Regions from separate parts of the Homo sapiens genome. Here region 1 is linked to region 2. A link is an interaction called in ENCODE POLR2A ChIA-PET data of the cell type or tissue named here. Cell type or tissue: PC-3. All regions are shown on one strand. Links, peaks and the distances in the headings refer to the core of each region. The heading gives the core; the rest is flanking DNA.

Evidence for each region. ChIA-PET counts read pairs that join two places held together with the same protein. Peaks named below come from ENCODE experiments on the same cell type or tissue, not always from the same donor. Only the 100,000 strongest peaks of a DNase experiment are listed, where the experiment ranks them.
Region 1: POLR2A ChIA-PET joins it to region 2 with 17 read pairs; 3 of 35 experiments call an interaction of 5 or more read pairs at or near these places.

What each region holds. Positions count from the first base shown.
Region 1 is chr20:51,592,205-51,607,749 of GRCh38, reverse strand. ATP9A (ATPase phospholipid transporting 9A (putative)) reads left to right here. Exons shown (of 28, transcript NM_006045.3): 26 at 166-223; 27 at 2,730-2,933; 28 at 6,403-11,236. The coding sequence ends at 6,539. Among named protein-coding and RNA genes, the nearest start is that of NFATC2, 57 kb to the right of the region's middle. In PC-3, for the core only: no CTCF peak of the experiment used is centred there; no DNase peak of the experiment used is centred there.
Region 2 is chr20:51,658,353-51,673,897 of GRCh38, reverse strand. It overlaps ATP9A (ATPase phospholipid transporting 9A (putative)), which reads left to right. Exons shown (of 28, transcript NM_006045.3): 12 at 2,641-2,783; 13 at 3,789-3,901. Among named protein-coding and RNA genes, the nearest start is that of ATP9A, 100 kb to the left of the region's middle. In PC-3, for the core only: no CTCF peak of the experiment used is centred there; DNase peaks (open chromatin) are centred at 7,577 and 7,927; H3K27ac peaks cover 2,995 bases.

The sequences.
Region 1 (15,545 bases), core at 3,766-8,765, 64 kb after region 2:
AAAGAAATAATTCCTCCAATGTGTTCAGATGTGTGCGAGCCACTTTATTGATGAAGACAGATGGGTTGCCTTATCTCGTTAGCGGGAGAATAACGTGAAAGCTGATGGCATGCTGCGTGAGCCCCCCGCGAAACCGGCTCTAACCTTTCTCTGTCTCTCATTCAGGGACGGCCGTTGTCCTACAAGACATTCTTAATATGGGTTTTGATTAGCATCTATCAAGGTAAGGATGAGTGGAGACACCTGTTTGTCTTGTGCTCTGGTACTGACTCAGGGTGTCCCCTTCTTGCCTGTAGAACAAGAAGAGAAGAAACGAATCTGAAATAGCAGGAAGGAGGGTGGCAGTGGGACCCAGGGGAGACCCTGCTCACCCTGTATAAGGACTTGAACATCAGACATGCACAGTGCTGCTGTGTGAGAAATGAGGTAGTGAAGCCAGAGGAAGGCAGTGGACAGTAATCAAAGCCTGTGGGGCTGCTCCACTCATGAGGCAAAAAGCAGATGCTTTCTGGGATGTTCTGAAACCTTTTCTGAGAGTCAGGTCAAGTCGTAGTTTTGGAAAAACATGTTTACCTCAGTGGCCTCCAGAGGGGGGTCTTCCCAGACTGTGGAGGCGTTGTAAGATGACCTGTTGGAATATAAGAAGAAAATAGCAAAACTTCTGTTTGTATTTATTTTTCCTAACTCTTTTAAATTTACATATATATATTTATTTATTTATATATTTTTGAGACACAGGGCAAAGCCACCATGCCCAGAATCCTTTTTTAGTATTTCTATTTTTATGTATGTTTTGTAGTGCACATAATAGATTTTATATACTTATAAAATATATTTTATATAATATGTAGAAACAGAGTGAGACCCTGGGTGGCGGAGGGTCTCACTCTGTTGCCCAGGCTGGAGTTCAGTGGAGCAATCACGGCTCGCCGTAGCCTCGACCTCCCCAGGCTCAGGTGATCCCCCTACCTCAGCCTTCTGAGTCTGGGACCACAGGTGTACACCACCACCAAATCAGTTTCCAAATCAGTTCATTTCTTCCCAATGGACTGTGAGCCACGAGTCCCTGCAGGTCCAGCAAGATGACCTCATGCTGTGCTGTGGATCCTGTCGGGTGCTGACACAGGCTTTAATTCCTGTCTAGAAACCTGTTTCTAGTTCAGCATCTTAGACTACAGGTGTACACCACCACACCCGGCTAATTTTTGTATTTTTTGTAGAGATGAGGTCTCACCATGTTGTGCAGGCTGATCTCAAACTCCTGGACTCAAGCAATTCTCTTGCCTCAGCCTCACAAAGTGTTGGGATTACAGGCATGAGCCACTGTGCCCGGAATCCTCACTCTTTTTTAGTATTTCCATTTTTATGTATGTTTTGTAGTACATATAATATACATGTGAAATGATCCTAATATTTCTATATATCTGGACAGGTACACATATATAACTTACAAATAAACATGTGTATTTGGGGATTATTATTATTACTATTCTGAGATGGAGTTTTGCTCTTTTGTCCAGGCTGGAGTGCAGTGGCGCCATTTTGGCTCACTGCAACCTCCGCCTTATGGTTTCAAGCGATTCTCCGGCCTCAGCCTCCCGAATAACTGGGATTACAGGCGCCCACCTAATTTTAGTATTTTTAGTAGAGGCGGGGGTTTCACCATGTTGGCCAGGCTGGTCTCGAACTCCTGACCTTGTGATCCGCCCACCTTGGCCTCCCAAAGTGTTGGGATTACAGGCGTAAGCCACCGCGACTGGCTGGGGTTTATTATTTTTTTAAAAAATAAATTTACTGTTCATGTCTCCTATTGGGGTTTATTCTTTTTTTTTTTTTTGTAACAGAGTCTTGCTGTATCACCCAGGCTGGAGTGCAGTGGCACGATCTCGGCTTACTGCAACTTCCACCTCCCAGGTTTAAGAAATTCTCGTGCCTCAGCCTCCCGAGTAGCTGGGACTACAGGCATGCGCTTCCACGTCCAGCTAATTTTTGTATTTCTAGTAGAGACAGGGTTTCGCCATGGTGGCTAGTCTGGTCTTGAACTCCTGGCCTCCAGTGATCCGCCCGCCTCAGCCTCCCAAAGTGCTGATTACAGGTGTGAGTCACGACATCATTTTATTTTTTATTTTTTTGAGACAGGGGCTCACTCTGTCACCCAGGCTGGAGTGCAGTGGTACAATCTCAGCTCACTGTAACCTCCATCTCCCAGGCTCAAGTGATCCTCCCACCTCAGCCTCCTGAGTAGCTGGGACTACAGGTGCATGCCACCATGCCTGGCTAATTTTTGTATTTTTTGTAGAGACGGGCTTTCACCTTGTTGCCCAAGCTGGTCTCAGACTCCTGAGCTCAAGCAATCCACCCACCTTGGCCTCCCAAATTGTGGGTTTTCAGGCCTGAGCCCCCGCGCCTGGCCGCGACTCCATCATTTTAAATATTATATTTAACTTTCTATTTCTTTCATCAACTCTAGATACTCCCCTCCCTGCCTTACTTCCTTTTTTCTCCCTTTTTCTCACTTTGTAGTTAAAGATTATTTATCCTACAAGGTCAAAGAGGAAAATCAGAAAACCATAGGTTCAGACCTGCATAAAGCACCAGTCATTAACCTCATGTAACAAGTGATGCCTTTCATGTCTAAATGAAAACTGCGGAAAGGAGCCAGGTGTAGGCGAGCAGCGCACGGCTTTCGCAGGGAGGGTGAGGGGAATACCCTTCTCTGGTGTTTGCAGGGAGCACCATCATGTACGGGGCGCTGCTGCTGTTTGAGTCGGAGTTCGTGCACATCGTGGCCATCTCCTTCACCTCGCTGATCCTCACCGAGCTGCTCATGGTGGCGCTGACCATCCAGACCTGGCACTGGCTCATGACAGTGGCGGAGCTGCTCAGCCTGGCCTGCTACATCGCCTCCCTGGTGTTCTTACACGAGTTCATCGGTAAGACCCCTGAATGCTTAAACCCCGTCCGTCACCCCCAGTGAATCTGGCCCAGAGGTCTCACTGCCGTATGAAGGAAGGGGGGTTCCCAGCGCTCGGCCTGGGCTCTTCCTCCAGCAGTCCTTCCCGCTCAGCTGTCCACGTTTTCTTAACAGGTGTTCTCTAGGGACAGGTGGTAGTTGTGCCTCAGGGTGTGAAATTGAGGACAGAGGGCGTGATTGCAGTAGACAGTGTTTTTGTTTTTCTTTTTGAGTCGGAGTCTTGCTCTGTCACCTTTTTTGGGCCACAAAATCTTTTTGTTCCCATGAAATCTTAATCTGAAGTCCAATCTATGAAACTGATAAAAGGGGACTTGTGATAGCAAAGTGGCAGTGCTGGGAGGTGCCGAGCCCCAGAACCTTGCCCGTGCAGCCCTGCCTTGCTGCTGTGTCCTGATAGAGCTCCTGAGGGACTCCAGGGATCTCAGAATACAATCTGCTGCTCCTCACAGCAAACCAAGTGCTGAAGGTACTCGCCAGTTCCGTAGACGTGGGAGCACCTGCCGTGTGCCAGGATTATGGTGGCAGATGAGGTGGACGGGCTCGCCAGGGAGCTGCCCTTCTCGTTGGGAACACACGATAAACACACATTAAGTGAGTGTGAGCACAGGAATATCAGATGTGATCAAAGTTACCAAGAAAGAAAAATGGGGTGAGGTGCTAGACGCCCAGGCACACCCCAAATAAAAAATGTTATGGAGGCCGGGCACAATGGCTCACACCTGTAATCCCAGCATTTTGGGAGGCAGAGGCGGGTGGATCACGAGGTCAGGAGTTTGAGACCGGTCTGGTCAACATGGTGAAACCCCATCTCTACTAAAAATACAAAAATCAGCAGGGCGTGGTGGCACACACCTGTAGTCCCAGCTACTTGGGTGGCTGAGGCAGAAGAATCGCCTGAACCCGGGAGGCGAAGGTTGCAGTGAGCTGAGATCACGCCACTGCACTCTAGCCTGGGCGACAGAGTAAGACTCCATTTCTAAATAAATAAATAAATAAATAAATAATAAAAAATGTTATGGGAATGTAGAGATGGGGGAGTGTCAGCACCATCCTAATGTGGGGTGGTGGCAGATTTCTCTGACCTCAGTAGTGATTCCAGGTACTCTTGGGCTTGTCCAGCGTCAGCCACTGTCTCTAGATGGACAAGCCTGGTTTCATCACTCTTCCATGCTGACCTCACTTGCTTTGCCATATCAGTTAATTTCTTCCCAATTGATTGAGCCACAAGTCCCTGCAGGGCCACCAAGATGACCCCATGCTATGCTACGGACCCCATCGGGTGCTGACACGGGCTTTAATTCCTGTCTAGAAACCTGTTTCTAGTTCAACTAGAACTTGCAACACGGGCACGGTTCAGATGATCCAGCATTTTCTGTGTTGTGCTGTGGATAGATTCTGAACTCTAATCTTGGTTTCCCCCGCACGGGGCAAACTCAAGCCGCTATGGCTTTGGAACCTCAGGGCCAGGGGTCATCCTGAAAGTCTAGCTGGTTTAGCAGACAGTCCTCTTTACACCTCTTTCCTCCTCAGTAGGAGCATTTAATTTTCTGTCTGTGTTATTCAAACAAAAAACCCTCAAGAGTGATACTGTTTCTCCTTTATCAGCTGGGGGAGCAGGGCCCGGAGGCTGCTTCTCTGCTAAGAAGCTCATGTGTGTTCAGGATTGCAGGATAGACTCTCTCTGGGGGAAACTTTCAGTTAATGACAACCCCCTCACGCCCCATCCTCCGTGGGAAACCTGCAGGGCCCAGGCTCTCTAGCAATGGCCCATCCCTTGCTCCTTTACCTCAGGCCTTCTCAGTGGGGGTGGTGTGGACCCCACCGCCTGGGGAACAAACAGTGGTCTTTGGTGGGGTGTGAACAAACCCTAACCTTTTACGTATAAAGGAGATGTATATATAATATTATAAACAGATACACAGTATACCTGTGACATTAACATGTCATGGAGGTGGTCAATTAGGAGAAGAAGAAAAGTCTAAAAATGTTCCTTAAGGGGCAATAACAACAAAAAGGCAGAGAAACTCGACCTTACCCTGGAAGCATCTTTGATCGCGGCTCTTTTGCCAGCTTCCAAAGCTCCTTAGGAAGGTTTTAGTAAAGGTAAAAGAAACATCCCCTGAAAAGTAAAGGTTTCACAGTTGCAGCCCCAGTTTCTAGAAAGGATTTGTGAGCATTTACTGTGCGCTCCAGGAACTAAAGGAGCATCCCTGTGAACAGTGGAGTTTTAAAGCAGTTTCACCCTTGTCACTAGTCTCTAGAAAGCGTTTTGTGAGACCTAGTATGTGCTCAAAGGCTTGGGCCTGAGGTGGTCACAGAGATGTGGCCCCTGCTCAGGAAGCTCAGCTTGTTTGTGATAGGGACACACCACAGGACCGGGTCAGAGGTGTAGGAAAACCACAGGGTGAGTTGAGCCTTGGGCCTGGCACTTAGTAGGTGCTGCCTCAGTGGCAGCTGCATTTCAGCATCCTGTGCTCAGAAAGTGGAGAAGGGGCTTATTCTGGCTTCTGCTATATTGAAAGCCACAAACTGTCACTCCTCTCTTAAGAAAACCTCATAACCGGGTTTATAATCCTGCAGCAGGAAAGGCAGTACGCCCGCCCCCCCCACCTTCCATCAGAGTCCCTGAGGGTCAGCTTAAGCCTTTCTCTGACAAGGGGGTCTGAACACTTTGCACCATGACCCAGACTCATCCTGTGGCTTTCTGCGACCATCACTGGAAGCAGAGGGTGCATTTGAATGTCATTTTCTGCTCGCCAGTGGCCGGGACTTAGAAAGACTCTCCAACTGTTAGACAACACCAAATCAAAAGCATCTCTGAGTTTTCTTCCCCTGTAATTTTCTTTCCTTCTTTTTTTCTCTTTTTTTTGAGACAGTGTCTTATTCTGTTGCCCAGGGTGGAGTGCGGTGGTGCAATGTTGGCTCACTGCAGTCTCAAGCTCCCCGGGCTCAGATGATCCTCCCACCTCAGCCTCCTGAACAGCTGGGACTATAGGCATGTACCACCATGCCTGGCTAGTTTTTGTATTTTTTGTAGAGACAGGGTTTTGCTGTGTTGCCCAAGCTGGTCTCAAACTCCTGGGTTCAATTCTTCTGCCCGCCTTGGCCTCCCAGAGTGCTGGGATTAAGGCATGAGCCACTGCATCTGGTGGCCCCCATAGTTTTCTTCTCCTGGGTGTTAAAAGTAGCATTTCACTGTCAGGAAGCTACAGAAGAGAGAGCGAGGAAAATCAAGCTGCGGCGCTGTGTGCTCTTAGCCATGGTACCTTCCCTTACAGTCCATGGAGAAAGAGGGCCAATGCCAGGAGGCTGTGGGTTTGTGACGGGAGATGACTTTCCCTTTGATAGTTGTGACGCCTGTTTCTGGACCCCATGCACCTTCCGGAATATTCCTGCCTGCTCACTGCCGTCTTCCCCTTTCCTTGCAGATGTGTACTTCATCGCCACCTTGTCATTCTTGTGGAAAGTCTCCGTCATCACTCTGGTCAGCTGCCTCCCCCTCTATGTCCTCAAGTACCTGCGAAGACGGTTCTCTCCCCCCAGCTACTCAAAGCTCACATCATAGGCCGTGCGTTCGCTGGAGGGGGCCCTGGTCTTGGCGCTTCCCTGATGGACAGAGCTCAAGTTCCATTTATATTAACCGCCACCTGTGGATTTTGCAGTAATTGCTAACACATGCAGTTTTAATGGGAAGTGGCTCTGCGCCTAAACGGAGTCCTAACGCTGCATCAACGGGAGGGAGGGTCCTGAAAGAGACCCATCTGGGCCTGTCTGAACCCCTCGTTCTTCATGTTTAGGTGAATATGAATATGTTAAAGCTGGTGGCTCAGCTGGGAGATTTATATGGGTCACTGTGCGAGCTTCCTTATGACTTGAATTTTGTTGTCACATGATAAAAGTTTCTGTGTAGCTGAAGGTTGTAGAAGGCTTGTGTGTGTGTGTGTGTGTGTGTGTGTGTGTGTGTGTGTTTTTAAAGAGTCCTAATGTGTATGTACTCTTTATGTCTTTCTTGCTCTTACAAAGAGGTGTCAGAAAAATAGAAAGCTCTTGGTGTCGGTTTGGGAGGAAAAGACAGTGACATTTGGTAAAAAGTTATCCACACAATAATCTCCATTCGGAAATGCTCAGTATCGTCTCCAGCCAGCCCTGCTTATCCAGGTTACACTGGATTCCTGGGATCGTAACCAGTAAATGAGAGGAGAGGGAGAGAGAGTGTCCTAAGTCCAATCTGTTATCCTTGATCTGATTCAGCATCCATAGTGTGTGAGTTAACTTCACCTGCCACCTCGTAAAAGAATTTCAGAGGTGTGATCCCGCTTTATTGGGACCTGGTAACAATCACAAAGCCAGTGGCTGTTTGAGAAGGACCTCAGACATTTTCAGCAGAGTTGTTTTAGCAGGAAACGTGCCACTGAATGGCCCCTAAATGTGTCGACAGTGTGATAAGAGACTCAACTAATTCTTTAGGCAACATGGCAGATGTGACTCAGATCCTCCAAGACCAAAGCGGAAAGGTCAGGGGGCTGGGACTCTTCTCTTCCATAGAAGCCTGTTTCCTGTTAGGAGGCATAATGGAAGATGACCCCACAAAGGCAGAGGCATCTTTCGGAACAACACTGGTGGCAGCTTTCAGAACAAGGAACCCCTGGTGGGAGGACGCCCAAGCTACAGCGTTGGGATCTGGGATCTGTTCCACTGCCGGCAGATTTCAAGGGGAACTTGCTGAAAGGCAGCCAGTGGTGAAGATTTCTCCCCTCCCAGGATGGACTACATGCCGGCATGTTTCTTATAAAGCTGTGGCTGCTTGTTTCAGAGGAAGGGAGTTTGCAGTCGCGGGACGTGGTAGAGCAAGGCATTCTTGGGTTTTCAAGTTGCTTCTTGCAGAAGCCACATATGCATGCCATAAGGGTTAAGTTGGTGGATCTTTAAGAGCCAAGTGTGGTTGAGATCTTGGATTTGCGTTTACTTCTTGATGAATACATATCCTTCAAACCCTCTGCCTGGCGCTACTTCTGTGTGCTTCAGAGATGTACATCACAGCCTGGTTTCTGATGCCTACTAACTCCTGCTCTTGGAGAGCTGGAGACACGAGGATCAGATAGTCCCTTGCCTTTGGAGCACTCTTGATAAGCTTTTGTATTTTGTGTTGTCCTTTTAAAATGTTCTAGAATGACTTTACGTTGCAGGTACTGGTTAATTGGCTGTTGACACCACATCTATTTTGTCTTATGATTCTGCAGTTTTGCAGTACTTTTCTCTATCTGATTCAGCCATTTCTGCCAGAGGGAAAAGGTCGGCAGAAAAGATGTATTGAGTGAATAGTTAAGGATAGGATCTTTGTCCAAAAATTTCAGAAAGATTGAGCAAATCTGACGTATTCATTGAGTGAGTTTCTGTGTTTTCAAAGGTGGAGGAGAAATTTGTGCTGGAAGTTTTTAAGCCTCCGTTTTCTTGGAAATCAGTCTGTAACACTGGCAAGTCTTAAGATAGTCCCATTTAGACTTTGCAGATGCTGAACCTGGCTCTGTAACGCTGGGAAGTCTTAAGATAGTCCTGTTTAGACTTTGCAAACCCTGTACCTGGCTTTGCTCGGAGATTCGGGATGCTGGCTCCTGCAGGCAGGGCGTGTGGGAGCCTCGTCAGAAAGTTTTAGAGGTTTCCAGCAGAAGCAGAATGAAGATGGTCTCCCTGGCCTTTTCCTTAATTCTCAATTTTGATTGAGGTGCACAAGTTGACTTTTAAAGCCAACGCTTAAGATACTGATTGACATCTTCAAGGGAGAATGCTCCCAGGAGGGGCTGAAGAAGCCATAGTTGGAAGTGGAAGGTACTCGTCAGTGTTCTCCACAAACCTTTTTACTCTGTTGTCTCAGCCGCACTGGGGCGGAGGCGGTCAAGGGTGAGAAGTACCGACACTCAAGTGCAAACTGCCACGTCGTTGGCCCATCCCATCAGTGGGCAGCTGGCTGACGCCATTCACTGGACGGTCCCTGAACACCTAGGAATGCACACACCGTGCTTCTCAGACACTGGAGACGCAAAGGCAGGAGGATGCAGTCCGGTGAGAGGACACGATCTTTACCTGCACAATCAGACTGTAAGCCCAGCAGAGAACCCCAGGGGCGCCTGGGTACTTCTCGGAGGTCATCTTAGTTGTGGTGGGGAAGACAAAGAAATAAGCAAACAAGAAACTAGAGTTACTATACAAGAAACTCTCCTGAGTTTGTAAACCTTAAGCATAAGGATTCAGTTGACCTTTTTCTTGGTTCATCAATCTGGAAAGAACTTACATAAAGCGCCATTGACACTGTCACCTGGGAGCTCCATGGGCCGTAAGTCTTTGACAGCCAATTTAATTTGAGGTCAGAGGGCCTTGAGGTACACAGTCAGCACTGTTTGAACACTTTTCCTGAAAGCAAAACTCACAGCTCCCTGCGCCCTCTGACAACACTAGCTATTTCTGCCAGAGTAAGAACTTCTATTACTATTTTATTATTGTTCATATGTCTTTTGATGATGGTTGTGTGACAGGGGGAAGCAGGATCTATTTGGTTTCTTCCCCTCCCCCCACCCCTTCCTTTTTGTCTCTCTTTTTTTTTCTCTAAGAAAATCACCAGACTAGTTTTTCCATCTTGAGTAATTTCTTATGTGGGACAGTTTTGATCCTCATTTTGAAAGCATGCGTGTGCACATGTGTGTTGCCTGTGGTGCCAGGTGAGACAGGTGGCACTAACTCCAGCTGCTTGGAAGGCATCCCAAGGGCGCATCTTAAAGTTGGAGCAGACCTCCCTTTTCCAGCCCCTGGGGCCATTAGACCACGTGCTGGAACTAGCATTGTAAAATTCCCATCCCAGTTCCACTCCCCTGAAGTGAAACCCTTTTTTTTTTGTGACAGTAAATCTTAAAAATCATTGTCTCTTTATGAACATTTCCTCAGTTTCTTCTCTGCTGAAAATGTAAGCCATGCTACTTTTTAATGTATTTTGAATTTTGTGCTCATTGGAAATTGATATGCTAATGCCTCCCCCACCCCCCGCCAGACTTTTCTTTTTATACTTTGTCTTGTTTTTACTGGGGTAGGCTGGGCATGCGTGCGTGCCTTTAGGGCAGCATTTTAAACCTTTGCCAAAATTGCAAATGGGACATGTACATTCTTCTGCTCCATCCTACTTAAACACCTATCAGCTATTTTTATCTTTAACCTTTTCTGTATGTTTGAAGTGTGTGGGGGGTGTGTGTGTGTGTGAAAGAGCGAGAGAATGATGTCATCTAAAGTTTTTTGAAGAATTATTTGGTTTTCATTGCATTAAAATTCTATCACTCCCAGCTTTGTTTTCATTTAAAAAAATATACAAAGAGCTTTGTAAATACAACACATTTTATTTCTCCCCCTTCTTTTAATGTACAGCTTTTTTGCCACTTATATATACTTAAAATATTCCCATGAATTATGTCCAGTTCTTCTTGGAAAAAAATTTGGTTTTGAATGAACCTGCAAAGCATCCTGCAGCGTGAGCAGCTCCTCCACCTGGAGCTCCGAAGCATCTTCTCAGGCCAAAGCGGCATTACCCGTGAATCTGTCTTCTCCGCCACAGCATGGTTTGAGGCGCAGTCTGTTAATATAGCTGGGCCATGTCAGTGACTGTTGTGTTTGTGGGGTCAGGTGGGGGGCATGGTATTTGCAAAAAAAACAAATTATGGCTAATTTATTATTTTGTTGCAGTGGGGTTAACTGTAAACTCATGTAAGAGTCTGTGATTTCCTCATTGGTTGATCTCTCTCTCTGTAATCCTCATTGCAAATTTTCACCAGGACAGCGTTTTTTGATTAGAGGGGAGCTCTGGCACAGTATGCTTTAATTTAGCAGGAACTTCCAGATGATTTAAATTCTCGATGCTGTGATGACACACATATGATCTTTCGTGTTTCTGAGCGACTCTACTTTCATTGTTTGCCAGCGTGGCTCGTTGCTGTTGCCCAATAAAGCTTGTGTACGTTCTGCCTTGGGGGATTATTTTAATTTGTACAGAAACATGAATTCTGGTATCAAAATGAGGACTTTTTATTATAACGCTCCTATTTTTTCTTTATTTCATGGTACATGAAATGTAAAGAAAACTCTTTCCAGTTCAGAAAATTATTTTGATTTTGGCAAAAAAAACCCCAAATCAATGCATGTTATTTATTATTTTGTACTATTGTCCATCCCAGACGTGTCAGAATTTCAAAAGGTGATAGATATAAATGGAAAATAAGATGAAAACCATAAGCTTCATATTGTATTTCTATACACGGTCCTCGATGACTGGAATCTTTTTTTTTTTTTTTTATCGAGGGATGGAACATATAGGAACAGTCAGTTAAGTTTTAGGCAGAAAAAATTTTTAAGGCCCGGCGCAGTGGCTCATGTCTGTAATCCCAGCTTTGGGAGACCAAGGCAGGAGGATTGCTTGAGCCCAGAGTTTGAGACCAGCCTGGGTAACGTGGTGAAACTCATGTACAAAAAATACAAGAAAACGAGCTGGGTGTACTGGCTCAAGCCTGTGGTCCCAGCGACTTGGGAAGCTGAGGCGGAACAATCACCTGAGCCTCGGAGGTCGAGGCTGCAGTGAGTCGTGATTGTGCCACTGCACTCCTGCCTGGGCAACAGAGCAAGACTCCGTCTCAAAACAAAACAAAACAAAAAAAGCTTTTGTGTAGGAAGTAGTTGAAATCAATTGGGTGATTTTTGTCCCTTGGGGGACACGTGGCGGTATGAAGACCTTTTCAGTTGTTACAACTCGGGGAAGAGGAGTGCTACAAGCAAGAGATGCTGCCGAACACCCTGTGATTCACAGGGTGGCCCCCACAACAGAGCCCAAAGTGTCAAAAGTGCCAACATTGAGAAACCCTAATTATTTTTTTTCGAGGTGGAGTCTTGCCCTGTTATCTAGGCTGCAATGCAGTGGTGCAATCTTGGCTCACTGCAACCTCCGCCTCCCAGGTTCAGGCGATTCTCCTGCCTCAGCCTTCTGAGTAGCTGGGCCTGCCACCACGCCCGGTTAAGTTTTGTATCTTTAGTAGAGACGGGGTTTCACCATGTTGGCCAGGCTGGTCTCGAACTCCAGGCCTCAGGTGATCTGCCTGCCTCAGCCTCCCAAAGTGCTGGGATTACAGGCATGAGCCCATACGCCCAGCCAGAGAAACCCTAATTTAATTGGCACGTGTCAGCTGTACCATTTGTCTGTCTGTATTTGTAAAAGGGCCCGGAGGTATAAGCTCGTGTGTCTCAGGAAGCAAGTTATGCCTCCGCCTACTATACCAAATACTATACCAAATGGTGTAATTAGTGGCTGTCTGCAGTGTGAGCTGCTGGTTCCCTCTTTTTGGTTCTCAATGGAAAGGGCCATCCTCAGTATATAGATTAGAAAGATAATTGTAACTTAGTTGTGTTATCTCATGACAGCAGCAAAAGGAAGGTATGTGGTTTCAAAGGTAGGGACCGACCATGCTTTCCCTTAAACGTGTGCTATCCCTGCACGACCTTAAGCCTCTGCATTTGCCTGCAGTGAACTTCCGTCCATGTGCGGACACTCCTCCGCCGGAGCCGCTAGGGGGAACTTGAGGACTGAAAGACATTGCTGTTTCCTGTTTTCCACAACCAGCCGGACCCCACGTGCCCAACTGCCCTGAGTTTCAAGACTGTGCTTTCATAGCTTCAGAATTTATTTCATGGCCAGAGGCTCCGTGAAAAACAGACATTTCTTTTCATGTTGTTGACCAGAATATTTTGCTGGACTTAGTTAAAAAAAAAAAAAAGGAAAAAAAAAAGGCAGGGAGGGTGAGAGATGAATATTTATTTGCTCTTGGATATTTGCATTTTTGAATAATTGGCAAGTAGGAAGCTTTGCCAATTCACTGTTCAGTCTAATAAGGTTTTGAGACGAAATGTACCAACACCCCAAGTACTTTTAGTGTTTTTGTTATGAAACTTTTCAGGGTGACATGAAGCCCTGTGGTATTTGTGAGGAGGTCTATAAATGATGGATTTGCTCACCTCAAAATAGAACTGTAGTCGCTCCAAATTTTCCAGAAGTGGGAGCACAGTGACAGAATTCATTCAGGACTTGCTAATTTCCTACTTTAAATGGGTTACATAACAGAACCGGTCCCGCCTTCGCGCCTCTCAAAACTACCCATGAAGTGATGGTGAAATGTATCATTAAAAGCTAGAAATAGCTCTGCTAAACTCTGGGAAAAAGATGAATTTTTTTCTGATCTCCCTCTCCCCACCCCCCTTTTTTCACCCAAACATTGCATAATGTTAAAAAAGTCAAATCTTTCCGTGGGATTTAATTTCATTTTCCATGTGGCTGTGGTCGGAGGGGTAACTCAAGCACTTTGGGGGCTGGTGGATTTTTGGAGGATCACGCATTCCCGGATCAGTTTGCATCCAAAGCCTTAGCCGAGAAATACACCCAATCCTGGGGTTTCTCCCCATCCCTCCTGCCCCCCTTTTGTGGATGAGTTATCTATAACATAGCATCTTTTCAGAAAGCCTGCCTTCTTGCAGGAATGCCCAAACAAAGCCACCCTCCACTTTCCATGTTGACGTTTTGATTTTGAAATGGATTCCCCCTGAAATTTGGGGTAACTGAGTCACATGTGAAGTCATCGGCCCCACAACCTATGCTTGATACCAAGCCAGGGCTCATTTCTTAGAATTCAGCCAGCAGGTTCTGTTTGCTTACATTAAGAACTTGGTGTTCTAAGCCTGTGGTGTTTGTTTTCAAGAGATTTAAAAGAAATACATTTTTTTTCTTTGATCAGATCAGGTCCAGATAAGCCCAGGACTATTTTTTATTTCCTTTGAGAAAGATTGCAGAGTCCAGAAGGAATGGAAAAAGTGTTGGGGGATGGGTAGGAGATGTGCAGAATATGCTGACATTTTTATTCCTTCATTGATCAAATATTTGCTGAGCACTTCCTATGTGTTAGGCACTGTTCTTGGGGCTGGAGGCGTGGCAGGGAACCAGACAAGCGTAGTGTCTGCCCTCATAGTGATTACACTCTGTGTGTGTGTGTGTGTATGTGTGTGAAAGACAATAAACAGATTAAGACTAACATCAGGTGGAGAGAAAGCTTCCTAAGATAAAGCAGCCTAAGGGTTAGGCAGAGGATGACAACCAGGTAGGAATAAAGGTGGGGAAAGTGCTGGGAGTCAGAGATGGGCCCACTGGAGCAGAGGGCTGCAGGATGAGAAGGAGGGTGCTGTGCACCTCTGGACCCTGTAAGAGCAGAAGCTGGTAGTGATGCCCCCCAACCTATCCATGTGGGTGCCAGCCACACCGTCCCCCTCAATTTTCTCATGCCTTGTGGGGTTTTTTTTTTTAATCTCAAGGAAATTCTGCTTTCTATTCCATTAGTGGATTTAATGTAAAAAAAAAAGTTTTTAATGATTGGCCAATTCTATTCTCCAAGATCCCCAAGTAAATGGATTCTTTTTTTTTTTTTTTTTTTTGAGACAGAGTCTTGCATTGTCACCCAGGCTGGAGTGCAGTGGCACGATCTTGGGTCACTGCAACCTCTGCCTCCCAGGTTCAAGCAATTCTCCTGCTTCAACCTCCCGAGTAGCTGGGATTACAGGCACGTGCCACCACACCTGGCTAATTTTGGTATTTTTAGTAGAGGCGGGGTTTCACCATGTTGGCCAGGCTGGTCTCAAACTCCTGATCTCAAGTGATCTGCCTGCCTTGGCCTCCCGAAGTGTTGGAATTACAGGCATGAGCCACCGTGCCCAGCCAGTCAATGGATTCTTGAGGAGTCCCTTTGCTTTCTCCTTGGGCTGCCCCATGAGGGGTATGTTCTCTAGTCAGGGATGCCCAGGCCAGCCTAGCATACTGGGGGGAGGTTCATTTCTAACTTTGAACAATGGCTAAGGCCACAGGACCCTGGGCAAGTTTGCAAAGGCAGAGCGTCATTCAGAGAGATCTGGGGAAGTGACATTGTGGTTGCAGTGTGTGCAAAGGCCCCGGGGTAGGAAAGGCTGGGCATGTCGGAGGGGCACAGGGCTGGAGTGCTGAGACCGAGGGGGTGGGGCATGGAGGAGGTGAGGTCAGGGAGATAGGGAGGGCCTGCAGACCTTGGCATTCGGACTAAAGAGTCCGTTGCAGAACGAGCAAGCATTATTAAAGTTAGCCCTCTACACTGAACCATGTTCGAGGGCCCCTTTCACTCCTTCTCTTCTACCCCGCCTCACCGACCCTTTCCCACCTGTTCTCATTTCTGCGTCTATGTCCGAGGAGGCTCAGGTGCAACCCTTTCCATTGGAACCAACCCACTCCCATGCCCAGTGGTTCTGCATGACTTTATTGACATAACCACACTAGTAAATAAAGGAGAGAAGAAGCCAGTCCTTGGATGAAGTTTCCTCTTGCTTTTCCAGCGAATGATACGATGGGTCTCTGTTCAGCCCTGTAGCCTGGGGTGCTTTTGGCAGAGGTGCCTTTTCCTTCGACAGTCCTGGAAAGCAGGCTGCATAAACCAGCTGCCTAGAACTGGGAGGTGAGTGCGGAGGAAGAATAGGTAGAGAA
Region 2 (15,545 bases), core at 5,708-10,707:
TTGTATTTTTAGTAAAGATGGGGTTTCACCATGTTTGCCAGGCTTGTCTTGAACTCCTGACCTCAGGTGATCTACCTGACTCAGCCTCCCAAGGTACTGGGATTGTAGGTGTGAGCCACCGCGCCCATCGGCTTTTAGAAGGAGCAGATCTCTTTGTAGAGTGAGGACCAAGAGCAATCAGTCAGGAGTGTGAACCACACTGAGGCTCTAGCACCAGAAGATCACATTCCTCCACAAGCCATCCTTTCTTGAATCAGAGATCTTTCCTTGCCTTGCCTCCCTATGCTAGGGATGCCATTTAGAGCTCCTGTCATCAGCCAGCTCTGCAAGGTTGATAGTGGCTGTTGGGACTGCTGTGTTGAGAAGGATTTTGAGCCTGCATCTGGGCTCAAAGGGAAATGGTGTTGTGATTGACAGCAGTGTCTGCTGTAGGTGTGCAATGAAAGCTTGGTGGCACATGCCAGTCCTTTGCCTACCTGATTTGGAGGTTGAATAAATGGTTATTTATTTATTTATTTATTTTTGAGATGGAGTCTTGCTCTGTCGCCCAGGCTGGAGTGCAGTGGTGCGATCTCAGCTCACTGCAGCCTCCACCTCCTGGGTTCAAGTGATTCTCCTGCCTCAGCCTCCTGAGTAGCTGGAATTATAGGCTCCTGCCACCACGCTTGGCTAATTTTTGTATTTTTAGTAGAGTTGGGGTTTCACCATGTTGGCCAGGCTGGTCTGGAACTCCTGACCTCAAGTGATCCACCCGCCTCAGCTTCCCAAAGTGCTGGGGTTACAGGCGTGAGCTACTGCACCTGGCCTGGTTTTTTAAAGTGATATAAATAATAGATTTTCATAGTAGAAAAAAGTGAAGGCCTGTATTAGCAAAAGAATAAAATATAAATCACCTCTGCTCTCACTACCAAGTGATAATCATTGTTAATAGTATGGGATATACTTTTTTCTAGAGTGCTTTTGATTTTAGAAAAAGGGGAGTTTGGTCTACTAAAATCTGCCTTTACAAAAAATTGGAGCAGTGTTTTGAATAACTTTTCACATCACTTGTATGTGTGTCCCATCATTTTTTAGAGCTGCTCTGTGATGTGGGTTAGCAGTCTACTTTCCCCCATATTGTTCTGTTTGCTTCTACTTTTTCCCCATGATAATTAGTAAATATTAAATTACATATTTTTTCCCTGAAACTTTTAGTGCTTATACTCTGTCTTATACTTGATATATTATCTTATATTTTGTCTTGCTATTTTATATATTTAGATCATCTTGGTGAGAATTTGTCTTTTTCTGGGGACAGAGATTGTCGTTTTGTGTAAAACAGTGTGACAGGGACAGGGGGACTGTGCCCAAGTCAGCATGCTCTGGATGGTGGATTCAGAGGATAAATACATCCACTTTAGTGACTTGACTGCTAGCAAAACAAGTATTCAATCTAAGTGACGTGGTAGCCTTCAAAGTTCTACATGTAACATGATTAAAAATTGGTGAGTCGACTCTTCATTTGTCCCAGGGCTAGCCAGTAAAATGGCAAGCAGTTTGATTAGTTTATAGGATGATGAATTAATGTGAAGACTTCTATTTACTTTGTGCAGTAAAATTAAATTTCAAAATGAGTATAATACATACAATGGAATACTCTTCAGCCTTCAAAAGGAAGGAAATTCTAATGCACCTTACAGTGTGGATGAACCTTGAGAACGTTATGCTAAGCAAAATAAGCCAGAAAAATAAGCCCCCCCAAAAGTCAGAAAAAGTGTATGATTCAACTTACATGCAGTGTCTAAGGTAGTTAAATTCCGGCCAGGCGTGGTGGCTCACGTCTGTAGTCCCAGCACTTTGGGAGGCCAAGACGGGTGGATCACTTGAGCCCAGGAGTTTGAGACCAGCCTGGGCAACATGGTGAAACCCCATCTCTACTAAAAATACAAAAAATTAGCCCGGCGTGGTGGCACACACCTGTAATCCCATCTACTCTGGAGGCTGAGGTGTGAGAATCGTTTGAACCCGGGAGGCAAAGGTTGTGGTGAGCTGAAATAGCACCACTGCACTCCAGCCTGAACAACAGAGTGAGACTTCGTCTCAAAAAAAAAAAAGTAGTCAAATTCATAGAAATGTAAGTAGAGTGCTGGTTGCCAGGGGCTGCCAGGGCTAGGGTTGGTGGGGGATGGGGCGTTATTGTTGAATGGGTGTGGAATTTCAGTTTGGGAAGATGAAAGAATTACGGAGGTGGATGATGCTGATGGCTGATAACATTGTAAATGTGCTCAGTACTATAGAATGGTCAATTTCCTGTTATGTATATTTTACCACAATTAAAAAAATGAATATAGCATCAAAAATATATTAGCTTAAGGGATCAGTAATTTTTCTAAAAGGTGAGATGGAAACCACTACCCTTTCTGTATTTTAAGTGACTTCAGTCCATAACATGAGCTTTGTGACAATAATGGATTTGTTCCGTGTGTGACTTGACGGTGGTGCTGGCTCTTGCTGAGTCTGTGCGTTCAGCTCTGGCAGTGTGCTTCTGCAGGGAGTGAGTCCGGATGCGATGGCACATGTGTTTAGAGTCCATGTTTTTATAAAGATACAAGGAGCCTTACATCTGTCCTGTTAGCCTGTTTGCTCTGGTTTTGTGCCTAGTTTGCGTGTGAACCTGGACATGGGCAAGATCGTGTACAGCTGGGTGATTCGAAGGGACTCGAAAATCCCCGGGACCGTGGTTCGCTCCAGCACGATTCCTGAGCAGCTGGGCAGGATTTCGTACTTACTCACAGACAAGACAGGTGAGCTGCTTTCTGGGACCTGCGCAGGATTCCTGGTGAGAGAAGATGCCTGAGGGCTTTGGCTGAAATTCTTGGGCTCTCTCTGGACATATGAGAGATGCGTGTTGCTGCTATTTTATTCCCTTCATCTTTTGATGAAGATTCTTTGGTGATGAAGATGATGATAACAGAATTATGTGCAGAATACAATTCTGGGGAGTTTCAGTGCGGTCACTCCTTCAGTCCTCACCTGAACCTTGTGAGTTAGGTAGTGTTTCTGTCCCGCTTCCACAGATGAGGAAATGTGGCCCAGAGAGGGTAAGTGACTTGTCACGGGCGCATAGTAGCCGAAGCAAGCTTTAACTCAGGCAGTCAGGCCTGATCTCTGACCACACCCTGATACTGCTACACAACTTAATGCTTGTCCAGGCATTAGGCTATCAGAGTGGTGAAGAGCAAGGATTGGGAGGGGGAAGATCTGGTTTCAGCCTCATCTCTACTGCTTAATGTCCATGGGGTAGAAGGGAAGCTAATGCAAAGATCCTGGGCGGCTCACCAAATCAGAGAAAAATGAGGTTTCTGGAAGGAGAGCCACCAGGAAAGTTCTGGTTAAGTCAGCATTAGGACCCTCCAGGTGGTCTCTGTAGGGCTCTGCCATTAGGGATGTATCTTTCTACTCAAGGGTCAGAATCCTTCGAGATAGAATCTGATTGCTCTAGTGTATGTCATTTGTCACCCTCTTGGCCAACGGAATGGGCCAGGCCCCTGATTGACAGTCCTCTTGGGCCACCTTAGGTAATGGGCATGGTGTGGTTAATTTCCCCTGGGAAAGCTAGGAAGCCATTTTCAAAAGGGGAATGGGATTCTAGGCAGGCAAAATGCTGCAGGTGTCTTCCCCAGCAGGGACAGTACTGACTGCAGTGTGTGACATAGGGCAAACTCTCCAAAGATGGCAGCTGTCATTACTGTTAATAATAACAAACATCCTGAGAGACAGGCCGGCCACTCATTTGTCTTGTGTTTTAGGCACTCTTACCCAGAACGAGATGATTTTCAAACGGCTCCATCTCGGAACAGTAGCCTACGGCCTCGACTCAATGGACGAAGTACAAAGCCACATTTTCAGCATTTACACCCAGGTAAAGCCTTCCATTTCAACACCCAAAACAATTCTTTGACTTTTTTTTTTTAACAGCTATATTGAGATGTAATTCACAATACCGTACAATTCACCCATTTCAAGAGTACAATTCATTGTTTTTTTTTAAGCATATTCAGAGTTGAGCAACTGTCACTGCAATCGATTTTATGTTTACCCCAAAAAGAAGCCCTCTACCCATCAGCAGTCACTCCCCAATACCTCCCTTCTATACCCATGACACCCACACTTCCTTTACACTTTGAATAAAATTGCATTTGGGGTCCTTCCCCATCTTCCCTATCTTCAGGGCTAATCTGCTCTGCTGAAGTGCTGATGGACATTAGGAAAAACCTGTGAGAAAATTATATGCCCAATAAATAGAACCAGAAGGAACCTGCTGGTTGATTATACTTCAAGTTTACGACCACGTTGATGTTTTCCCTTTCCCTGGCTATGACCCGGAGCACCAATAACAAATGGTCTGCTTGTGAAATAATCATGACGTTACTGATTACCTTTAGTTTCTCATCTACATTCAACTCAACAATCACGAGGAAGAAATTAGTTCATCAGAGATAACTTGCAGTTTATCTGTTCCTACCTTTATTTTTCCTACCAAGTTTCCCAAAACCAGTCACTTTTCAGAGAAAGTATTACTGGCAAATATCCTAATATTCCTAAAGTGTTAGACCGGTGGGTCCCCATCTTGGCTGTGTGTCAGAATTGCTGGTGGAGTTTCAAAACAACACAGAACAAAAACGAGACATTTATTTGGGCTTGATACCCTGGAGATTCTTACTCATTAAGACTTAGGGCAGGGCGTGGCTTTGGGTTTTAAAAGTAAGACAAACACACCCCTTGCTAATTCTGAGGCACATCCAAGGCTGAGCCAGACCGCGTTAGACCAGCTCCATGTTGCAGCACTTGTTTGGAGATAACAAGAGAATAAGGAGGTCATATTTTGCTTAAATTCGTCGAAATAGAGAACATTCCCATAGTCAGAAGACCAGTAAGAAATATGAATGAATTATCTCTGTATACAGGTTAAAGGCAGAATCCCTGAATACTTCTTGATACGGTCATAACTGACATTTAATTTTCTGGAACATTTGTCAGTGGGCTGGATTTCCAGGCTGTCTCCTGAAAATGGCAGAGCAGGGGACAGTGTGACAGTGGGAGTGGATGTTAAGTTAGAACAGCTGACTTGACACAGTTCTTGTCATCATCTACAACCAGCAACAAAGCCCTTGTTGCTGTTCCAGGCTCCATGGGGAGGCGTCATGGCTGGTCTCCAAATGGATCCATGGACCTTTTTCAAAGATGTACTTTAGCACTATTAAGAAATCACGAGGAACTTCCCTGGACAGGGAGGATGAGCCGCACAGCCCCCGTTTCCTTTCTGTCTCTTTGACCGTCTTCCTCTGTGTGGTGATTTGGGGTTGGTGTCTCTGGGGCTCGGTGCTGGACTCTGTTATGTTGTTCCCCGGATGGCCCCTCACCCTGCTTCCATCGCTCTGTGGATGCTGATGGCTCTGTCTCCATCTCCATCTCTAGGCCTGACCTGGAGCTTTGGATTATAACGTAGCCGAATGTTTGGCATTGCTGCATGTGGCTCATAAGGATGCTGTACCTGGGACCCCTCCTGACTTTCTTCCCTCATCTCCTAAACCTATTCTCTCCCAGGGCTGCTTGTCTTAGTGCACACCACGCCCTCCATCCTGGTACCCTCGTCACCCCAGCTGACAGCCACTGCCCCTTCTCCAGTACCTGCTCCCACCCGATCACTAGATCACCCCTTCGGCCTTTTTTTTTTTTTTCCTTCTCCCTTTCTTCCCTTCCTTTCCTTACCCTCCCTCCCCTCCCCCAGCCCCTCGCCCACTCCCAGCCCTTCCGCCCCCCCCCCCCCCCACCTCCCTTCCTTCTTTTGTAACAGGGTCTCACTCTGTCACCCAGGCTGGAGTGCAGTGGTGCAATCACAGCTCACTGCAGCCTCAAACTTCTGGGCTCAAGCAATCCTCCCATCTCAGCCTCCCAAGTAGCTCGGACTACAAGTGTGCACTGGGTATGCACCACCACACCTGGCTAATTTGGTTTATTTTTTATAGAGACGAGGTCTCACTGTGTTGCCCAGGCTGGACTTGAACTCCTGGGCTCAAGTGATCGCCTCACCTCCCAAAGGCTTCCCAAAGTGTTGGGATTACAGGCATGATGCACTGCGCCCAGCCACCTTTGGCCTTTTGTCTTCATCCCTTCTCACTCACTCAGCAAGGTGACCCCCTTCCTCGCCTGTCTGCCGTGACCCCCTGCACAGTAGCTGCCCGGCTTTCCTTCTTGCTGTCCTCTCAGGAGCCTCTCGGTACCATCAGCTCTGTGGTGGAGTCTGAGACTTGCAGTGGGATCTAGCCTTGGTCTTCATCCCCTCCCCTTTCCCATGTTTCAGCCTTCCAGGCAGGGTGAGCTGCCTTATTTCTGTGTCTCAAATTAGACCCTTCCCTCGGAGCCACCAACCCCAAATGCCCACCAGGCTCCTTCTTGGGGGGCTCATTGATTGGATTGTCATGCATATCAGCACCCAGCTACATGTCTGTATCACTCGCAGCCCCTTCTCAGTCGTGTTGACTCTTGATGGTTATATTAGACAGCTTCACAGGTGGTGGTGTGTACATCCGGTGGGAGTTACACCCATGCCATGTTGCTGGTATTTTTAAGAGCTCCTGGTGTTTACGGAAGCCGTCCCCTCTCAGGATATTTGTGTATTTTAGCTTTTATGGTTCATTTTTGGCTTAGCACAGATAACACTCTTTGTAAAGTGTTGAAATTCAGAAAACCACACTTCTTACCGTGAACCTCACCTCATACTCCTTCCTTAGGGGAAGCTCATAAATCAGTTTGCCCATCCCGGCCTTGAGTCTGACACAGCTGTGTGTTGTGGGGTTAGGGTTAGCTGTGCGAGGCTGGGGTGAACTCACAATTCCAGTACAGATCTACCCAAGTGAGAGTGTGTGCATCTTTCTCTCGTGATGTCTAAACATCCTGGCATAAGCACAGGACCACGTGTGTGATGGGACATATGGAAGCTTTTGCATGCTTTTTTAAAACCAGTTTTATCGAGGGATGATTTACATACCTGAAAGTTCAGCCATGTTGAATACACAGTGTGGTGACTTTAGTAAATTTGCAGCTGTGGAACCATCCCAAATATGCACATCACCCCTGCTCCCACTGCAGTCACGCCTCCCACCTTAGAGCTTCGTAAGGGGTTCTTATACCAGTGGTTCTTTCTTCTTTTTCTTTCTTTCTTTTTTTTTTTTTTTTAAGACACAGTCTCACTCTGTTGCCCAGGCTGAGGTACAGGGGTGCGATCTCGGCTCACTGCAACCTCCACCTCCCGGGTTCAAGCAATTCTCTGCCTCAGCCTTCCTAGTAGCTGGGATTACAGGCACCTGCCACCACGCCCGGCTAATTTTTATATTTTTAGTAGAGACGGGGTTTCACCATGTTGGCCTGGCTGGTCTCAAACTCCTGACCTCAGGTGATCTGTCCGCCTTGGCTTCCCAAAGTGCTGGGATTACAGACGTGAGTCACCATGCCTGGCCCAGTGTTTCGTAAAGTACAGCCTTTGGAACCCCTGGGCTAGATCACTTGGGCCAGAGTCAGGAGCACAAGGAGTGGTGCCCAGACCTGCAGTTTTAACAGGTGAACCAGGTGTTTCCAGAGTACAGTAGCATTGGAGAACAGCTGCTGTGAAACTGAGGTTCATCCCTGTTCAGAGCATGGGTATCTAAACCTGTGGACTCCAAGGAAGAGTTTGCAAGATGACCCACTGGGGTACAGGAAGCGACTCTTTACATTTCAGTTCCATCTCCAAAATTAATGCAAAATTAAAATCTTACTAATACTATTGAGGTTGACCCAGGGGCCCTCACTCCATGTATCAGACAGGTACTTGTCAGGTCCGGTCCTTGAGGTGTCCTGCGGAAGGGGCTGGAATTCCACAGTTGTTTATTTTCCCAGTGTTGAAATGTAGGCCGCAGTTTATGAGTGTCCAGGTGACTTGTTCTAAGGATGTGGTTGAACTAAACTGGACTCATAAAGAGAGCAGGTGGTTTTAAAAGATTCCTGCAGGAAAGCTTCAGATTATTAATACAAGGCCAAGTAAACAGTAAGAAAATGGCCAACACATTAGGAGAGAAAACTATAACCAGCTAAGGACTTGTGATGGTTTTTCCCCTGGGTTATTCATTTACTGGTACTTTTTTTTTTTTTTTTTGAGACGAAGTCTCACTCTGTCGCCCCATCCTGGAGTGTAGTGGTGCTATCTTGGCTTACCACAAACTCTGCCTCCCGGGTTCAAGAGATTCTCCTGCCTCAGCCTCCCGAGTAGCTGGGATCACAGGCATGTGCCAACACACCTGGCTAATTTTTTTTTTGTATTTTTGGTAGAGACGGGGTTTCACCATGTTGGCCAGGCTGGCCTCGAACTCCTGATTTCAGATGATCTGCCTGCCTCGGCCTCCCAAAGTGCTGGGATTACAGGCTTGAACCACCACGCCTGGCAATTTACTAGTACTTTTAATGGAAAAAGGGGATACAATTTAAAAACCATAAAATTTGCTCTTTTAAGCATATGATTCTGTAGTTTTTAATATGTTCACAATACTGTGCAAACATTGGTACTGTCTAATTTTAGAACATTTTTATCAACCCTAAAAAGAAAGCCCACATCCCTTGAGTTCCCAAACCCCCCTGCTCTATCCCCCCAGCTGTCAGTCTACTTTCTGTCTCTGGATTTGCCTATTCTGAACATTGCCTATAAATAGAATCAAACAATATGTGACCTTTTGTGTCTGGCCGGTCTTCCGTTTAGCAGAGTATTTGCAAGGTTCTTCCGGTTGTAGCAGGTGTATGTACTTTATTCCTCTTTGTAGCTGAATAACAGGTATGATGATTTAAAATTTAAGTTTAGGCTGGGTGTGGTGGCTCACGCCTGTAATCCCAGCACTTTGGGAGGCCGAGGCGGGCAGATCACGAGATCAGGAGTTTGAGACCAGCCTGACCAACATGGTGAAACCCCGTCTCTACTAAAAATACAAAAAAAAAAAAAAAAATTAGCCGGGGGTGGTGGCGGGCACCTGTAATCCCAGCTACTCAGGAGGCTGAGGCAGAAGAATAGCTTGAACCCGGCAGGTGGAGGTTGAAGTGAGCTGAGATCGCGTCACTGCACTCCAACCTGGGTGACAGAGGGAGACTCCTCTCAAAAGGAAAAAAAAAAGAAATTTAAGTTTAAATCTATAATTCTCAGTGTTCCTTACCCCAAGTATATGTTATTTTGAGATATTAGCTAATTGTGTGAGAAATGCTATTTTTCATTTTGTTTTCTTATTTATTTTTATTTTTATTTTTTTGAGACAGAGTCTTATACTCTCTTACCCAGACTACGGTGCAGTGGTGCCATCACAGCTCACTGTAGCCTTGACCCCTCAGGCTCAGGTGATCTTCCCACCCCAGCCTCCCAAGTAGCTGGGACCACAGGCATGCGTCACCATACCTGGCTAATTTTTGTATTTTTTGTAGAGAGAGGGGGTGTTACCATTTGCCCAGGCTGGTCTCGAACTCCTGGGCTCCAGCAATTAGCCCACCTCAGCCTCTCAAAGTGCTGGGATTACAGGCATGAGCCACTGCAGCCAGCCCTGTTTTTCATTTTTATCATAGGATTTTAGAATTTTTTTTCTTGTTTTGTAATGTTCAGTAGTACAATACAATATTTATACAAAGATCAATATATATAGATGGAAGGTACTTGGAAAACTTTTCCTGCTGGGCGTGGTAGCTCATGCCTGTAATCCCAGCTACTCTGGAGGCTGAGGCAGGAGACTTGCTTGAACCCAGGAGGTAGAGGTTGCAGTGAGCTGAGATCATGCCACTGCACCCAGCCTGGATGACAGAGCAAGACAGTCTCAAACCATAATTGGGATTATTCCACATACTTTGGTCTGTGAACTGTCATTTTTCATTTACTGAGTTGTTTTTTTTATGAGCGTGTGAGTTTGTGATTTATTTTTCTACACACAACATATATACACAGGATGCACTCAGTTCATCAGTACTGACTGCCAGAGAGCGTTCTTCTTACTTTCTGCATCCACAGAAAACAGATACAAAGTTCAGTTTATGTTCTCTTGTTTTTTTTTTTTTTTTTCTGAGACGGAGTCTCGCTCTGTTTCCCAGGCTGGAGTGCAGTGGCGCGATCTCCGCTCACTGCAAGCTCCACCTCCCGGGTTCACGCCATTCTCTTGCCTCAGCCTCCCAAGTAGCTGGGATTACAGGCGCCTACCACCATGCCCAGCTAATTTTTTGTATTTTTGGTAGAGATGGGGTTTCACCATGTTAGCCAGGATGGTCTTGATCTCCTGACCTCGTGATCCGCCCGCCTCAGCCTCCCAAAGTGCTGGGATTACAGGTGTGAGCCACCGAGTTTACATTCTCTTGAGGAAGAATTTTTTTTGTCAGTGTGGTTTTCTCTGGGACATGGAGCCTACTTCATTTTTTACTCATTGAAAAAACTTTCTGGTATTTATGAAAGTTTTTTTTGCAGAAAAAATAAATCATACGGCCAAGCACAAAGACAAAACATTGAATTCACCTGTATTCATATCATTCGGCAGTAACCAGTATTAACACCTGGGTGGACAAAACGCCAAATGCTCTGCCTTTGTGTGTCTGGATAGATGCGTTCTTTATTTCTCTCTGTCTCTGTTTTCTTTTCAATGAGAACCCATCATATTCCTTTCTTTTTTAACTAGAGTTGACCACCAGAATTGCCTGTAAAGTTTTAAAAATATAAATATAAATATATGCCTGGGCTGTACGGCATTCTTTGGGTCTGGATCTTAAGTATGTATATTTTAAAAATGTTTTTTTTTGAGATGGAGTTTTCGATCTTGTTGCCCAGGCTGGAGTGCAGTGGTGTGATCTTGGCTCACTGCAACCTCTGCCTCGTGGGTTCAAGCGATTCTTCTGCCTCAGCTTCCTGAGTAGCTGGGATTACAGGTGCCTGCCACCATGCCAGCTAATTTTTGTATTTTTAGTAGAGACGGGGTTTCACCATGTTGGCCAGGCTGATCTCGAACTCCTGACCTCAGGTGATCCGCCCGCCTCAGCCTCCCAAAGTGCTGGGATTACAGGTGTGAGCCACTGTGCCCGGCGTGTATATTTTAAAAAATCTTTATTGGTTATTCTGAGAAGCCTTCCTGGTTAAGAACCACTGCCAGAATAACACTATTTAACTTCCTTCTTTTCACTCATGTCAAGGTTTTTAATGGTTTCATAACACAGTCCAGACTAGAGTAAGACAAGTGAGGAACTCACATAGCAAATTTAACCGGGTGCCAAAAAAAAAATAAATAAAGCAAATCATACTTTGGTGAAAAAAAATTTTTTTTTTTTTTTTGAGACAGAGTCTTGCTCTGTTAACCAGGCTGGAGTGCAGTGGCGTGATCTCAGCTCACTGCAACCTCTGCCTCCCAGGTTCAAGCAATTCTCCTGCCTCAGCCTGCCGAGTAGCTGGGATTACAGGCACCTGCCACCACGCCCAGCTAATTTTTGTATCTTTAGTAGAGACTGGGTTTCACTCTGTTGGCCAGGCTGGTCTCGAGCTCCCGACCTCAGGCGATCCACTCGTCTTCCCCCAAAGTGCTGGGATTACAGGCGTGAGCCACCACACCTGGCGCAGTGCAATATTTTAAAAACTCAAGCGCAAAACATTCGTGAAGAACAGTATATTGAAATTTTAAATGAAGGCAAGATCCAACCTTGTGCTAGCACAGTTCAGTTGCGCTAACTCACCCTGGTCCTAAGCCCTGGATTTATAGTTTCAGTGGCTGTCAGGCTTCTCATTATTGGGGCTGGATTATTCTTTGTCATGGGAGGCTGTCCTGTGCCTTGTAGGAGGTTAAGCAGCATGCTACAGATTTCTATAGTACCCCTGTCCCCTCACAGTTGTGACAACCAATTATGTCTCCAGACATGACCAAATGAGGGTCAAAATCATCCAAGTTGAGAATGATGATGATATATGGGTACATTTAAATTTATTGACTTTGTGTTGCAGATGATGTCTGCTCTAAAACAGTAAACATTGGATTTACTTAGTCACTTAATCAGCCTGTGGCTCAGCTGATTCATTTGGAGGTAGTAGCTCTGAGCCTGTCTCTTTGATGGTGGCCCTTTGAGGTGAGTGAGTCATCAGCTCTGAGCTTTTTTGATGTGGCAGGTTAGTTAGGGTTATCATAACAGAAATTCTTTATCTTTAATAGTGTATTTCTGGCTGGGTGCAGTGGCTCACACCTATAATCCCAGCACTTTGGGAGGCCGAGGCGGGAGGTTGACTTGAGCCTGGGAGTTAGAAAACAGCCTGGGCAATAAGAGGGAGACCTTGTCTCTACCAAAAAAAAAAAAAAAAAAAAAAAGCTGGGCATGGTGGTGCACGCCTGTGGTCCCGGTATTCAGAAGGCTGAGGTGGGAGGATTACTTGAGCCCAGAAGGTTGAGGCTGCAGTGAGCTGTGATCATGCCTCTTCACTCCAGCCTGGGCAACAGAGTGAGACCCTGTCTCAAAAAAAAAAAAAAGTGTATTTCAGTCAATTGCAACCCATTCCTAATATCCATTAATAGTATGAATGCCCATATGTGGTGAAGTTTTAACTGCATTTGGAAAGAAAACTGGCATTCCTGGTGACTCAACGTTTAATTTTTGTATTAATCTTTTCTGTAATAACAGGCTGGAGTTCTTGTCAGGAAATGGCCCTAGCTGTGGATTACTAATGGGAAAGGGAAGCCTATTTTCCCTGCCTTGGTGTCTCATTTATTGGCTGGGATGCTATAAATGACTCAGGGGCTTTATAGGATTCGAGACACCCGCCCAGGGGCCCAAGTCAGGGCCCTTTGTATTTGGAGATCTTAATTCCTCTCCCAATAGTGACCTGTGCTTGGTTCTGAAGTCACTTCTGACCTCGTGTGGAGCTGTTCTGCCCTCCCTCCCTCCATAAGGGGACCAGTGGTTTTTCCCCAGGGCAAAAAGAGTCATAACCTGCCTCTGTGGATGCCACATCTGTTTTTGTTTTCCCCTGGTATTTTTTAAGTAAGAAGAAATGTGTGTAGGTTAAAGGGCCTATGGGGAGGAGGTTAGAGATAAACACTGTACAATGTGAAACTCTTCCATATGGGGAATGTGAGGATGTTTGAAGGCCAGGCCTAAGACAGGCATCATCCAAACACAGCCCCTGGTCAGTTTCAGTGCCTTAAGGATGTATGCGCATGACCATTTGGTGTGCAAATGAGACTTTATTTAACAATTAAAAGAAGCAGTTTCAGCACCAATGAGTATTTCCTCTCCTTCCTGGAACATTTTAGTAGGAAAGGTGGGAAAGTATTAATTTAAGAGAGAAAGATATGTGGGTGGAGGCATTGAACCTGTGGCCTGTGATGTTGGTCAGGCTATCATAGTAGTCTTCTAATTCATTCGTTGTCAGATGGTCTCCTGAGTGAGGCCTTTGTCAACATCTGACCGTCTGTGGTTCTCTTTTTGCCTTGCTTGGGAATTGTTTCACCTGGAATACAAAATCCCATGGCTCTGTGTTATCCCATGTTTGAAATATTAGTGGAAGCATTTGACTTTTGTAGATATGAAAGCAGATTGCTTTACAAAATCCAGAAGTTCATGAAGGATGCCCTCAGTACAGCTTTTCATTTAAATCCGTGGATACTGAAACTTGCCAACCACAGTAATTACTTTGTCAAAGGTCTTGTTATTGCGCCTAATGTTAAATAACGATTTGGTCCAGGTGCTGAGGAATGCGGACAGAAATGAAGACACGTGTTCGTGGCTAGAACCTAAATTATAGAATTTTTTAAAAAAAGGGTTCTCGATTTAGTCTCTCCAATAGAGAACCTTTCTGTAAATCTTTTCTTTATAATTTTAGAGTTAAATTCTTTATAATTAAAAGCACTCGGCAAATAATGATTCATTTAAACCGGAGTTCTGATTCATTACTCTAATTATTGTTACCATGCAGTGCCCTTTGGCCTGGAAGTGAAACTCGTGTGCTCCTGACACCAGAGGTTAACAGAGCAGGAAGGCAGAGCGCTGTGTCCCCGCAGTGACCAGAATAATTTAGTAATTGTCTAATTACCTGAGGAGTCTAATGCTAATACTAAAAATAGTATTAAAAAATTAAGTGAAAGTCATTTTCTTGTTTCTTGTAACCCATCTGTTCTCTATTTTGGGCAATCGGGTGTCATGGGTGTAAAGTGCGACTCATTTTAAAGGATCAGATCACTTCTCTCCTGTTGGATAAATATGTTTTTAATAGAATGTAGAATCTGGTAACTCCATACACATTTCTAGCCTCCACAATTCAGTTGGCTGTGGATTCAGTAAGACTGTTGTAGGTGACCCCTTGTCTAAATCTGTGATTTAAAATCTGAAACTGATGTCGATTTCATAGTTGTTACTTCTTGAAAATGAAAAAAAATGCATGTCAATTGAGGACTCCCTACCACCACCTTGGGACTATTAAGTTATTAATTTAATTGTTCAGCAAATATCTGTTACATACCAGACACTGCCCTGGATACTAGGAATACAGTGATGAGTAACTCACTCAGGTGAGCCTTCTGTTTCTATGGTCTAATGAGAGGGAACCGTCAGGTAAATAGGCCAATTTAGACAATGAAGAGAGTAACACACAGGGTGTTGCCAAAATGTGACTTGCAACGGGAAGGCAAGTGGAGTGCCATGAACTGGGGGGCCCAGGAAGAGCCTCTTTGAGGAGGTAAAGTTGAATTGAGGCCTGAATGATGAGACTGAGCAAGCCAGCCCTGCAGTGAGCTGGGGGATGGGGTTCCAGGCAGAGGGCACAGCAAGTGCAGAGGCCCTCAGGCAGGAAGAAGCTTGGCAGTGCCCAAAGAACAGAAAGGCCAGCATGGCTGGAGCAGAGGGAACGGGAGGAAGATGGCATGAGGGACAGCTGGAGATGCAGGCAGGTGTTGATCAGATGCGAGGGCATTTGGCTTGTGTTCAACAATGAGCCTTCCCCCCCCCCCCCCCGCCAGTGGTCTTAATTTTCATTATATTCTAAAGCAGTAGAACCCTTTCTTCAAAGGAAGCCTAGGTGGGGGTCGGGCACGGTGGCTCACACCTGTAATCCCGGCACTTTGGGAGGCCGAGGCAGGCGGATCGCTTGAGGTCAGGAGTTCGAGACCAGCCTGGCCAACATGGTGAAACCCCATCTCTACTAAAAATACAAGAATTAGCAGGGCTTGGTGGCGGGCGCCTGTAATGCCAGCTACTCGGGAGGCTGAGGCAGGAGAATCACTTGAACCCAGGAGGCGGAGATTGCAGTGAGCTGAGATCATGCCACTGCACTCCAGCCTGGGTGACAGAGTGAGACTCATGTCTCAAAAAAAAAAAAAAAAAAAAGGAAGCATAGGTGGCACCCGATGTGTGACAGAGGAACGGAGCTGCAGGCTGCATCTCCCATCCTGCTGCAGTTGGTGGTGCTGAGCGGGTTTCTCAGGATTCCTGGGGCTCAGTGTGGAGCATGGATTGAAAACCACCTCTAGTTCACTCCTCTCCTGCCTCAG